Linked DNA regions of Homo sapiens: all the other regions are linked to region 3. A link is a contact called in ENCODE Hi-C or POLR2A ChIA-PET data. All regions are on one chromosome and are shown on one strand. Each heading gives the region's core, a stretch centred on a gene start or an enhancer-like site at or near the end of the contact. The rest is flanking DNA. Distances are from core to core; before and after follow the strand shown. Region 1 overlaps LINC01094 (long intergenic non-protein coding RNA 1094). Region 2 holds the start of LINC01094 (long intergenic non-protein coding RNA 1094). Region 3 holds the start of ANXA3 (annexin A3).

Region 1 (3,866 bases), core at 301-2,800, 110 kb after region 3:
TATTACATAATCACAGAATTATACTATTATTTTGCTTTTTGCATAGATTTGCATTACCTAGTCAATATTTAACTGATTTATTTAACCTTTGTAAAACAAATTCAGAATCTCATACTGAGACTTAGGAAGTATATACAGTAGTTCCCCCCTTATCCGTGGTTTTGCTTTCCATAATTTCAGCTACCTGCAGTCAACCACGATCTGAAGATGTTTAAGGGAAAATTTTGGAAATTAACAACTCATAAGTTTTAAATTGTGCACCATTCTGAGTAGTGTGATGAAATCTCACAGCATTCCGCTCAGTCCCTTCCAAAGGTGAATCATCTTTTGGTCCAGTTATCTGCACTGTAGATGCAACCATCTAGATTATCAGATTGAAAAAACATAGTATAGACAGTCTAGGGTTCAGTACTATGCACAGTTTCAGGCATCTACTAAGTCTTGGAACGTATCCTTCAAGGATAAGGGGGAACTATTCTATTCATAAATTCATAGAATTTTAAAGCTGGAAGAACTCCGAAGGGAATGAAAATCAGTGTCCTAGGCTTTCCTTAAAATGCTAGGTAATGTCCTAAGGAGCTTTTGAAATTTTAAATTATTTTTAAAACACTTTATAAAAGAAATTTTTTAGTCAAATATATCAGTGCTCACTAAATCCCCACCTATTATAAGAATTTACTCATCCTAGCAATGTCAACTTTAGGAAGCATAAGAATAGAAACTGAGATAATATAAATGACTTATTCAAGGGGAATGGCATTAATCAGTCAACAAAGTGAGATAATCAGTAGAGCATCTGAAAAAATAAGACCTCTCATATGACCTGTTTGTTTATTTCTGTTCCCAGATGACAAATATTTTTTGAATTCTGCCCAGCTCCTCTTGGGGTAGACAAATATTAAAACAGAAAAAAGTGGCAAGGTGCTTTTGTTCAGTGTGGGCTCATGGGGAAAAGTCCTATAATATTTTCAGCTGGTCACTATGAAGGCAGCCAGCAGTGAGCTCAGCCGACATTGTTGTGGGATGGCACTATGACATCGATTAACGGAAAACTGAATGTTGAAATTATGCAGCAGAGGAAAAGAAAAGGAGGAGGACAATAACAAAATTTTCCAAACAGAAAATCACAAGGTCCACATAGGAAAAGTATAGTTTTCAAACTCCAGAAGATATTTGCAAACACCAGTGAGCAAGCTATGAATCTTGTTTTCCCATAGGCCCTACCATCAGTAGAGATCCCAGGTAGAGCAATTTACCTGCACATTGTTGCCAGGGAACAAGGGAAGGCGAGTCAAACTATTTGGGGATTTAGCTGAGCTTTGAAATAACTGAAAAGCTATGCTTCAATTTTTAAGAGTTCATCAGGTAGGATTTCTAGGATTGTAAGGTCCTCACTCTAGAACTTCTGAAAATAATCAGATGAATCGGAATTAAAGAACTAATGGCCTTAATTGTGTCTAAATAGGAATGAAGTAACAATGACTGTCATCATGAGCTATTCTCTTCTATGGCTCTGGACGGTCTTTTTTTTTTTTTTTTTCTGTTCAGAGCTTCCTGCTTGGTGTTTGCCTAAGTAGGGAGGAAAGCCATTGTTTGAACTTTGCAACAACAGATTGCAAGCTAAGGCTTTTCTACACTTTGTTTAATTTTCCTGAAATGTTCCTTTTTACAGAAAAGATCTGTTGTTGACCTAGCATGCTTTTTGTCTTACTCAATACTCCCCTGGGGATGTAGTTAAAACAACACTTAGCTGTAATTCTCCTGGGTGGAGAAGTGTTTGGTGGTGGCAATGAAACTAAAGCACAGATTTGAGCAACTGTGGGCTGTTGACTTTATGCTAGCCTTTCATAAAGAGAAACCTCAAAACACCGTGGCCATTCAGCAAACAGTGTGAGTTTCATCTAAGCCTGGCTGGCTTTGCCCTTGCTATCTTCGGGCTAGAATGATCCTAACCATCAGTGTCTTTGTGTCATGATGCAGAAAGTTGGCTAGGACATAGGAGGATAATGCTGAAGTATAACTTCTGAGTGGGGGAGGGAATCAGGCAGAGAAGTAAAGCTCTACACAATGGCTAGTGCTTCTGTATTATGATGTGTGTTCCAACGGAGGTCAATCATTGTGCATTGTCTCTAGGGAGTGAATACAGCATATTATTTTGGGGTAGAAATTGAGATTTCTTTTGGTGGTAAAATATACAGAAAATAGAAACTCTCTGTACTTGATTTCTTTAAGTTTATTTAAATACCTTCAAAGGTATTCTTCTATGAGAAGGAACATGACATAATAGGACTCTAAAAATGAAACTGTTTTAGTGATGGAAATTTTCCATATCAAATCTACTATAGCCACTAGGATATATTACCAAAGTTTTTAAAAATTCTTGTGTGCAGTGAACTTTGTTGATTGCCTACTCAGCAAAAAATCATCTCCTGTGTTCCTAATGAACCTCAATTTTGCTTTCCTCTCTTCTAGTCATGTGCCTGGGAAAGATTGATGCCAGCTCCAGAAAGGCATCCGAATGGTCTAAGTAATGCCATCCATCTGTCAGTAATAGATTCAGAAATGGGTATGTGATTCAAGTCTGGCCAATGAGATGTATGCAGAAGAGTGCTGGGTATTCTGGAAAATTATCCCTTGTCATTCAGAGATCCACAGGAATCCAGCCTTTTGCTCCTTGAATGGGATAAGGAAGCACATAATCCCAGTTGCTCTTCCAGTCATCCCAGACCCACAGCCCTGCTTTAGCCATCCTATAGCCATCATATATTCACAAGGGGAGAGCAACTGAGGACAACACTGTGGATCCTTGTGACATAACCAAGCCAGTGAACCAATCAATACATTTATTTATTGTTTGAGCCATTGTAGTTGAGCTTACGTTACTGGCAGCTGAAAGCTGAAAGTTATTCTATCTGCCAATCCTCATCTTGCACGTCTCTTAGTTTTGCTCTTATCTCTCCTTTTCCTCTTTTTCACACATAAATCCCAATCTTTGTTCCAACTCACACTGTCAACACTCTGACCTTTCCCTCTTGCTTTCTTTTCCTCTTCTCTCTGTCCCTCTCCCTTTTGCCTTTCTTTCTGCCAGTGCTACCCACAGGTATATCTTAAATCTTATTAGCCATAGCCATGACCAAAGACTAGGACCACCACTAGGTATAACTGGATTAGGTGGAGTTTTGCTCATTTGCCCTCCTTTGTACTTTCGACATCAACATCCCTCACCCCTCAGCAATTCTCTCCACTGTGCCCCACTCCATATAACAAAAAGTCTTGTGTGCTCTGAAACATCCACCCAAAAACTATATTTTCACTAAAATTCCTTTGGTGATAATGCCTTAACATGGTGGTTTCCAAAGCTTTTTAAAACCATAACCCACATTAAGTATCCTCACTCAGTATACACAGAATATACACATAGGCACTTGATATAGTCTGGATATTTGTCCCTGCCCAACTCTTATGTTGAATTGTAATCCCCAGTGCTAGAGGTGGGGCTTGGTGGGAGGGTGTTTGGATCCCTCATGGCTTGGTGCTGTCTTCACAATAGTGAGTTCTCTAGACATCTGGTCATTTGAAAGTGTGTGGCACCTTCCCCCTCTCCTTGCTTCTGCTCTGACTATGTGACATGCCTGCTTTCCTGCTTTCCTTTTGCCTTCTGCCATGATCATAAGCTTCCTGAGGACTTCCCAGAAGTCAAGCTGATGCTAGCATCATTGCTTCCTGCAAAGCCTGCAGAGCTGTGAACCTCTTTTCTTTATGAATTATCCAGTCTCAGGTATTTCTTTATAATGTGAAAGGAAAATAAACCTTGGGGCCCCCAAATCACTAAGCTAAATGGAAAAGTCAAGCTGGGAACTGCTTAG
Region 2 (3,511 bases), core at 668-3,167, 94 kb after region 3:
AAATTTTAATAAGAAATTTCTTTTCAGAATATGACTTTGATGCAATTTTACTTTTTTCATGAGGTATGGACTGAGGAAGAGGAAGGAAGAGAAAGTAGGTAAAAGGAAATTTTTTTTTGCATTGCCATACTGTTAACCAAGACTAAAGACCAGAAGCAGAGAAATGGAATAATTAAAAAGTGATGACAATGTAATATTTAGGCATGCTGTCACACAGAGTCCAACAAAATGGTTTTAGAAATTATCTTTAATTCTTTTACTTACTGGGGAAAAAAATAATCCAGAAAACTATAAAGAGATAAATATTTCCTATTATCCTGTTGTTTGAAAATAACTACAGTTAGTATTTTAGTATATAGCCTATTCTACTGTTGCAAAATAGGTGCATTTCTAAGAAATCTCAACTTATCAAAAGAATGTAAAGAAACAGGTAACACTGGTTGAAATTGGAGAAGGATGGCTGGGGAATAGGGATGGAACAAAAATTTCTCATTTAGAAATACTAGCATGTGCCTTTTAGATTTTGTCCTTTAAAAGTGTATCTCCTATTAAAATTAAGCCAAATTGCAATTTAAAACTAACTTTTTTAAAAAAAAATGTTTTAATGGGAACAGAAATGTTAAAACTCACAGTAGAACAGAATTTTAAAAATAGTAATTTTAACAATAAATTTGTTTTCATAACCATAAATGTATTTGGTTATTGCTAGCTTTAATTTTAAAAAGGTAGATCAAAACCTACAAAAGGAAACACAAACTTCCTTACACTTTCCGCCACGTATTCAGCACCGTCTAATGCCTCATCACTGTTGCCATGCAGGTCTGCCTGCAGTACAGTCCATTACAGCCAGGGGAAGCAGCAGCTTTTTATCATTTCCCAGTTCCCAGTCAGTTCTGGTTATTACTAACAGTGATTCATTAAATTATGTTCAATAAGCAGCTAATTGTGCTATGTCCAATTTTTGTTAGGGACACTTTAACTGTAGGAGAAATTAATGCCTGTATAATTTTCCAAATGCTTTCCCCAGGCGTGTATACATATACTTTATATAGAAGTTATCTTTTTAAATTTGTTTTTACCAAAAAAAGAATCATAATAAACATACTACTTTAGAAGGTTTTTTTCACCCAACAAAGCATTTTGAAATTCTTCTCATTTTAACTTACCAAATTTCACCTTATCTACAATAAAAGTTTAATCCCTTATGAATGAGATTTATCTTTCAAAAAAGAAATGAATTTGCTTTTCTCCTTTCATACTGCCAGTATTTTCAGTATCTTTATGATGTTACTATACGAACATAAAAAATCAGTGTGATTCCATTACCATTTAAAGCCAGACACTAAGACCAATGGAGGCTGATATTCCTGTAGGCCATAGCAACCCTGGGAAATCTTGCCTTTGCTGAAGCTATACCAAATCCAGAAGTAATTGAAGTCCCCCTAAGGTTTCAGGTCCCCCCAAAGAAGGCAGGAGTTGTGCATTACTCAGCATTCTCAGATCTATTCTAAAGCAGATTATTTTCTTAGATTTTGATTCAATTCCATGCAATTCAAGCATTTTTATTTAATAAGTACAAGGCATTGTGCTCAAGGAGAAGTGTACAAGCTAAACTGGATCATTCTAATTTTCCTGAACACTTACAACCTCGTAGGAAGACATACATACATAAGTAAGTATGATACAAGGAAAATTTGTAAGACAAAGTAAATAAAAGTATTATAAGAAACACAGAAGAGGGATAGATTACTTTAGGCTGAGTGAGGTGGCTTTTGAGTTCCTACTAGAAGGGTGTGTAGGATTGTGACTAGAAGAGAGAGGAAGGTCTGGATGGAGCAACAAGAGTCTGGGCTATTAACACAGGTTTGAGTCAGGCTGACCGGAGCTGTAAAGCCCTTCTCGTTCTCACTGTGTGTTCTTTTCAGTTCTGTCTTCCTGAGGCTGCTGTTTCTGGGCATGGCCAGGGGATCTTCAGACTTTACAAACCAGTTGTGCAGAGCCAGGCATTTCAATAAGGAACAAAATGCTGAGTAACAACATGAAGTCAGAGTGTTGCTTGCCAAGAGCTGGGAGGCCTGGGTGGTTTCCCAATCTTAAAGAAGCAGAAGGATATTAAAGTGAGCCTCCCAAAGGAAAACGTGGATCTACTTACCAACGCAGAAAATGATACACACGGATTCGATTTAGGTAAGTGCACCCCCTGTGATGACTATTGGTCACTTCCAGATCACATGGACTAACTGTAGGTCTCAACTATTTTGACTTTTTTTTTCCAGAACAGACTAATACATAACTAACGGCTTACCTTTGTGAAAAATATTTTATGCACTGTAGAACAGATAATTTTCAGTCCTGGGCCAAAGGGGGAAACTTTGGAGAGAATTAAACAGGAAATGACTCTGCTACAAAGAATTCAGGAGCATGAGTGAAGTGAATAAACAATCCAGGCACGATTGATGAATTCTAGATGTCCTGGGAATAACAGGGCTTGTTGCCAGCTCAGATGGGTGAAATCCTACTCTGATGAAAGGCTCCAGGGCTGCAAGGAGACCACTCCTACATCCATCACATCAGTGTCACAGGTTTACCACCTGCTCAGCGATTATTCAACATCCTAAGGCCTTTTGCCCCATTACACACGTTTGACCACTTAGTCCAGGAATGAGGTACCAAATACTAGGGAGATCTCATAAAGCCTGCAGCTAAAATAAGCAGAGGAATCAGAAGCTGGACAGAGTGACCCAAGGAGGACTGGGGATAACTCAGGAGTTCCTTTTTTTTTTCTTTTTGAGATGGAGTCTCGCTCTGTCGCCCAGGCTGGAGTGCAGTGGCGCGATCTCGGCTCACTGCAGCCTCCGCCTATTGGGTTCAAGCAGTTCTCCCGCCTCAGCCTCTCAAGTAGCTGGGACTACAGGCACCCACCACTACGCCTGGCTAATTTTTGTATTTTTAGTAGAGACGGGGTTTCACCATATTGGCCAGGCTGGTCTCAAACTCCTGACCTCATGATCCGCCCGCCTCGGCCTCCCAAGGAGTTCCTTATTTTAATATTTGCTGAAAATTCTCCACCATAATTTAAACATGTAATGATAAGAAAAATATCTGCTTCTGACTGAATATTTAGAAAACACAGAGCTATATAACATAGAAAAAAACCCAAGTCGACCACTGACAAATAATTATTAGGACTATTTCTTTTCATTCTGTGTTCTCTGCACATATGAAAGTAAAAAATTGGAATCATATTGTATATACAGTTTTATATTAATTTTTTTACATAGTCACTTTAATAACAATACATATGCTATGTTATCACTATAGAATGTAAATTCAGGTTAGACAAGAAAATTTCACAAGTGTAATAAAGCATTCTAATTAGCTGGGCGTGGTGGTGTGCACCTGTAGTCCCAGCTACTCTGGAGGCTGATGTGGTAAGATTGCTTGAGTCTGGGAAGTTAAGGCTTCAGCGAGCTGTGATCATGCCACTGCACTCTAGAGCCTGGGTGACAGA
Region 3 (3,406 bases), core at 907-3,406:
TGCCATAGCATGTTTCTAATATAAATGGTGGTAATTGGGCTGTTGATACAACTAGAAAAACTCAAAAAATGATAAAAGTGCATTTGTTAAAGTTACCATCAGGAAATCAAAGAAGTTAAATCCTGAATGGTTTAAACAATTAAAATAAAGCCTACATGTAAAACATCACCTGTTACTCATTTTCTTCTGGCTATAAATCTAGCCCTATGACTTCCTAGTTGCCTGGAATACAACTCGTAGAACTTACTGAGTCCCTCTGAGCCTGTGTCTGTATCTGCAAAATAGAGGCAATCATACCTAATTTACAGCTAGTTGGTAAGCATGACATAGATCACGTACGTCAAGTGCATTACCCAGTGTCTGGCACAAATAATAATAAATATTTTCCCCCATTTCATGCTAATCTCAGAATTTTTTGAGGTAACATGGGATTTAACAGTTTATTGTGGTGAAGTCTGAATGGGAGTCAGGAATTACTATGCAGAACAGAATGCAGAACACCATCCTATCTTCTCTCTTGCAGAAAGCCCATCACTTCGGATTTGTAGATCTGAGAGGGCTCCCAGGGCACTGGCCTTTTAAGCATGACCACTTCTGCCTTCTCCGTTGTAGCTCCTCTTAAACCAGTGGTTCTCAAACTTTAGGATGCATCAGAATCACTTGATGGCGCAGGGTTTCAGGGAATTTGCATTTCTAATGAGTTTCTAGGTCCCAGGACTCAGCCTTAAGGACCAAGACTGTAATCTCTTCAACTCACACTCAAGCAGCTCCAGCCATGCTTATCCTCTAAAAATCCTCTGTGCTCCACCTGTTCACCCTACCTCCTCTCAACTCCTAGAAACCAGTGATTTTTTTTACTGTCTCCGTAGTGTTGCCTTTTCTGGAATGTCATATAGTTGGAATCATAGTGTGTAGCATTTTCAAATGGGCTTCTTTCTCTTAATAATATGCATTTAAGTTTCTTCCATGTGTTTTTATAGCTTGATAGCTAATTTCTTTTCAGTGCTGAATAAAATTCTATTGTATAGATGTATCACAGTTTATTTATCCATTCACCTACGAATTACATCTTGGTTGCTTCCGACTTTTGATACTTAGGAGTAAAGCTACTATAAACATCCATGTGCAGGTGTTTGTGGAGGTAAGTTTTCAAATCCTTCGGGTGAATACATAAGGGGCCCAGTGATGACTGAGTGCAAGCAATACTTTTTACTTACGTGGTCTCGGATAAATCACTTCACTTTTCTAAGCCTCAGTTTTCTCTTCTGCAAATTGTGATAAAAATAGCACCTCCTAGAGTTCCCTTGAAGATAAAAGAGGTAAGGTATTCAAGCACTTCAATGCCTGATACTCAATACATGGTAACTTTTTCTACATCCTTCAGCACACAACTGCTCATAATTCCCTCATACGAGTAGGGCTTTAACCTTTTAGCCTCGATGATTTGTTTTGCTCTTCCAAATGCCTAGAATGCCCTTCCAGGTTACCGTCTCCCTGAGCCTTTGGTTGGAATCCTCATACCAGAGGGTCAACACGTTTAGTAGAGGAATTACTGAAATAGTTGGGTTCCAAACACTAGCTCTGGCATTTACCTTCTGTGTAAATTGGCTGAAGTTACCCAACGTCTCTGTATCTCAATTTCCTCATCTATAAAATGGGGATAATAGTATCTACCTCATAGAGTTGTTGTCGGAGCCATTTTAATGGCAAAAACCGCAATTACTTTTGCACCAACCTAATAAATCCGCGCATATTCTTAAAGAAGTTAGAACAGTGCCTGGTACAAAGTAAATGCCAGATCAATGTTATTAATGTTAGGTGTCCGCCACCTATGCCACGCAGTGAGTTCCTTAGGTATAGGGACAGTCTAATCTCCGAATCCACACTGCCTAGAACAAAATAAGCATTGCAGTACATTTGAGAAAGTAAAGGTGTAGTGGAAACCGAGAGCGAAATGAGGGCGTAGGGAGAAAAGGGTGGGGAAGCTTAGAGACCGGTGAGGGAGCAGAGCTGGGGCGCCTGTGTACAGGGATAGAGCCCGGCGGCAGCAGGGCGCGGCTTCCCTTTCCCGGGGCCTGGGGCCGCAATCAGGTGGAGTCGAGAGGCCGGAGGAGGGGCAGGAGGAAGGGGTGCGGTCGCGATCCGGACCCGGAGCCAGCGCGGAGCACCTGCGCCCGCGGCTGACACCTTCGCTCGCAGTTTGTTCGCAGTTTACTCGCACACCAGTTTCCCCCACCGCGCTTTGGGTAAGTTCAGCCTCCCGGCGCGTCCCCGCGAGCCTCGCCCACAGCCGCCTGCTGACGGGTGGCTTGGGGAGGTCGCGGCGCCTCGCCCAGTTCCCCCGCGAGTGCAGCTCGACCCTGGGCAGGGCTGGCGGCTGGCGCCCGCGCCCGGCCCCAACCCAGCTGCGTGGGTGGGGAGCTGGAGGGACCTCAGTCCTGCATTTCAGAGTCGAGGAGACTGGGCCCACGGGGGGGAAAGTGCCGTGCCATGGGTGGGTCACCCAGGTCTTGGTGGGGCCCAAGCTGATACTCAGCTGTCCTCGCTCCCTGAAAGCTTCGCTTATTACAGCTAGCAGCGTAAGGGATCCACTTAGCCATCTCGGCCTCCCCAGTCCTAAAGGTCTAGGGGACAGAAAAAAGCTGGGAGTCGGAAGGTTCCTCGGGTCCCCGGCATGGCAGACGGGGCTGGCTCAGAGGTCTGCTCTGTGGACTTGGAATCGCACCCATCCTGTGAGCATCTTCTCCCCCTCACATAGGCAATTTATTTTATTTTACTTATTTTTTTTAGAAGGTAGAAAACAGTGGATTTGCATATTGAGGGTTGGAAGTTCAAGAAGTTTGCTTTTTCCTGAAAAGACTAACCGTTTTCTTTGCAACAGAATCCTATTGACTAGATATGAATCATTCCCTTGGTATTTGAGTCACCAGGTGGAAGATTTGGATACTTGATTGCAGATGACCATATATAGGAAAGTATGCAGGTGCTGGGAGGTTCTGGGTCGCTGGAGGCCCCTCTGGCTACTGATACGAAATTGCATAGCCCAGGCCGAATTCTTTCCAAGGATTTGTGTTCAGCACTGACAGCAAGACCCTGCCCTCCGGGAAAGATACATTTACTATGTTCACCAACATCATTTTTTAAAATGTAACTAATTAAAACGTTACTCCATGAAGATACCACCTTTGGTTTTCACGAAGACGGAAAACTTCAGACTGACCAGAAAGGGAATTTTTAAATGTAAAGAAAACCAGAATCTTGTTCCCAGAACTCTGTGGTTGTGTAGAGAAACCTGTTTAGAAATAACCGTAGAGGAGGAAGTAAAAGGAAATGATGTAATCCCTTTCAGGAAAGGATATATTGAAATTCTGTTTAAGTCATTTGGCCTTCGCTGTGGAGTAATTCT

Evidence for each region. A loop is a pair of places that touch in the nucleus more often than their neighbours do. ChIA-PET counts read pairs that join two places held with the same protein, here RNA polymerase II (POLR2A). Pooled maps may share reads with other maps.
Region 1: a loop to region 3 is called in a map of heart right ventricle, with 2.3 times the contacts of the local background. The contact joins the enhancer-like site here to the promoter of ANXA3 in region 3. A Hi-C loop is called at or near these places in 1 of 168 maps with a recorded cell type or tissue (heart right ventricle) and 9 of 50 pooled maps. POLR2A ChIA-PET finds 5 or more read pairs at or near these places in 2 of 52 experiments (HEK293T and activated CD4-positive, alpha-beta T cell).
Region 2: a map of endothelial cell of umbilical vein shows a loop between it and region 3 (3-fold over the local background). The contact joins the promoter of LINC01094 here to the promoter of ANXA3 in region 3. A Hi-C loop is called at or near these places in 5 of 168 maps with a recorded cell type or tissue (Caco-2, IMR-90, endothelial cell of umbilical vein and 1 more) and 10 of 50 pooled maps. POLR2A ChIA-PET finds 5 or more read pairs at or near these places in 2 of 52 experiments (MCF 10A and activated CD4-positive, alpha-beta T cell).

The regions. Positions count from the first base shown.
Region 1 is chr4:78,660,446-78,664,311 of GRCh38, forward strand. It overlaps LINC01094 (long intergenic non-protein coding RNA 1094), which reads left to right. Exons shown (of 3, transcript NR_038308.1): 2 at 2,473-2,527. Among named protein-coding and RNA genes, the nearest start is that of LINC01094, 16 kb to the left of the region's middle. Within about 2 kb of position 1,551, at least 5 of the 41 ENCODE cell types and tissues checked have a DNase peak (open chromatin) inside an H3K27ac peak, as active enhancers do.
Region 2 is chr4:78,644,077-78,647,587 of GRCh38, forward strand. LINC01094 (long intergenic non-protein coding RNA 1094) reads left to right here and starts at 1,918. Exons shown (of 3, transcript NR_038308.1): 1 at 1,918-2,187. RefSeq lists an enhancer at 1,555-2,754.
Region 3 is chr4:78,549,614-78,553,019 of GRCh38, forward strand. It overlaps ANXA3 (annexin A3), which reads left to right and starts at 2,157. Exons shown (of 13, transcript NM_005139.3): 1 at 2,157-2,246. RefSeq lists enhancers at 2,522-3,273, 2,577-3,406.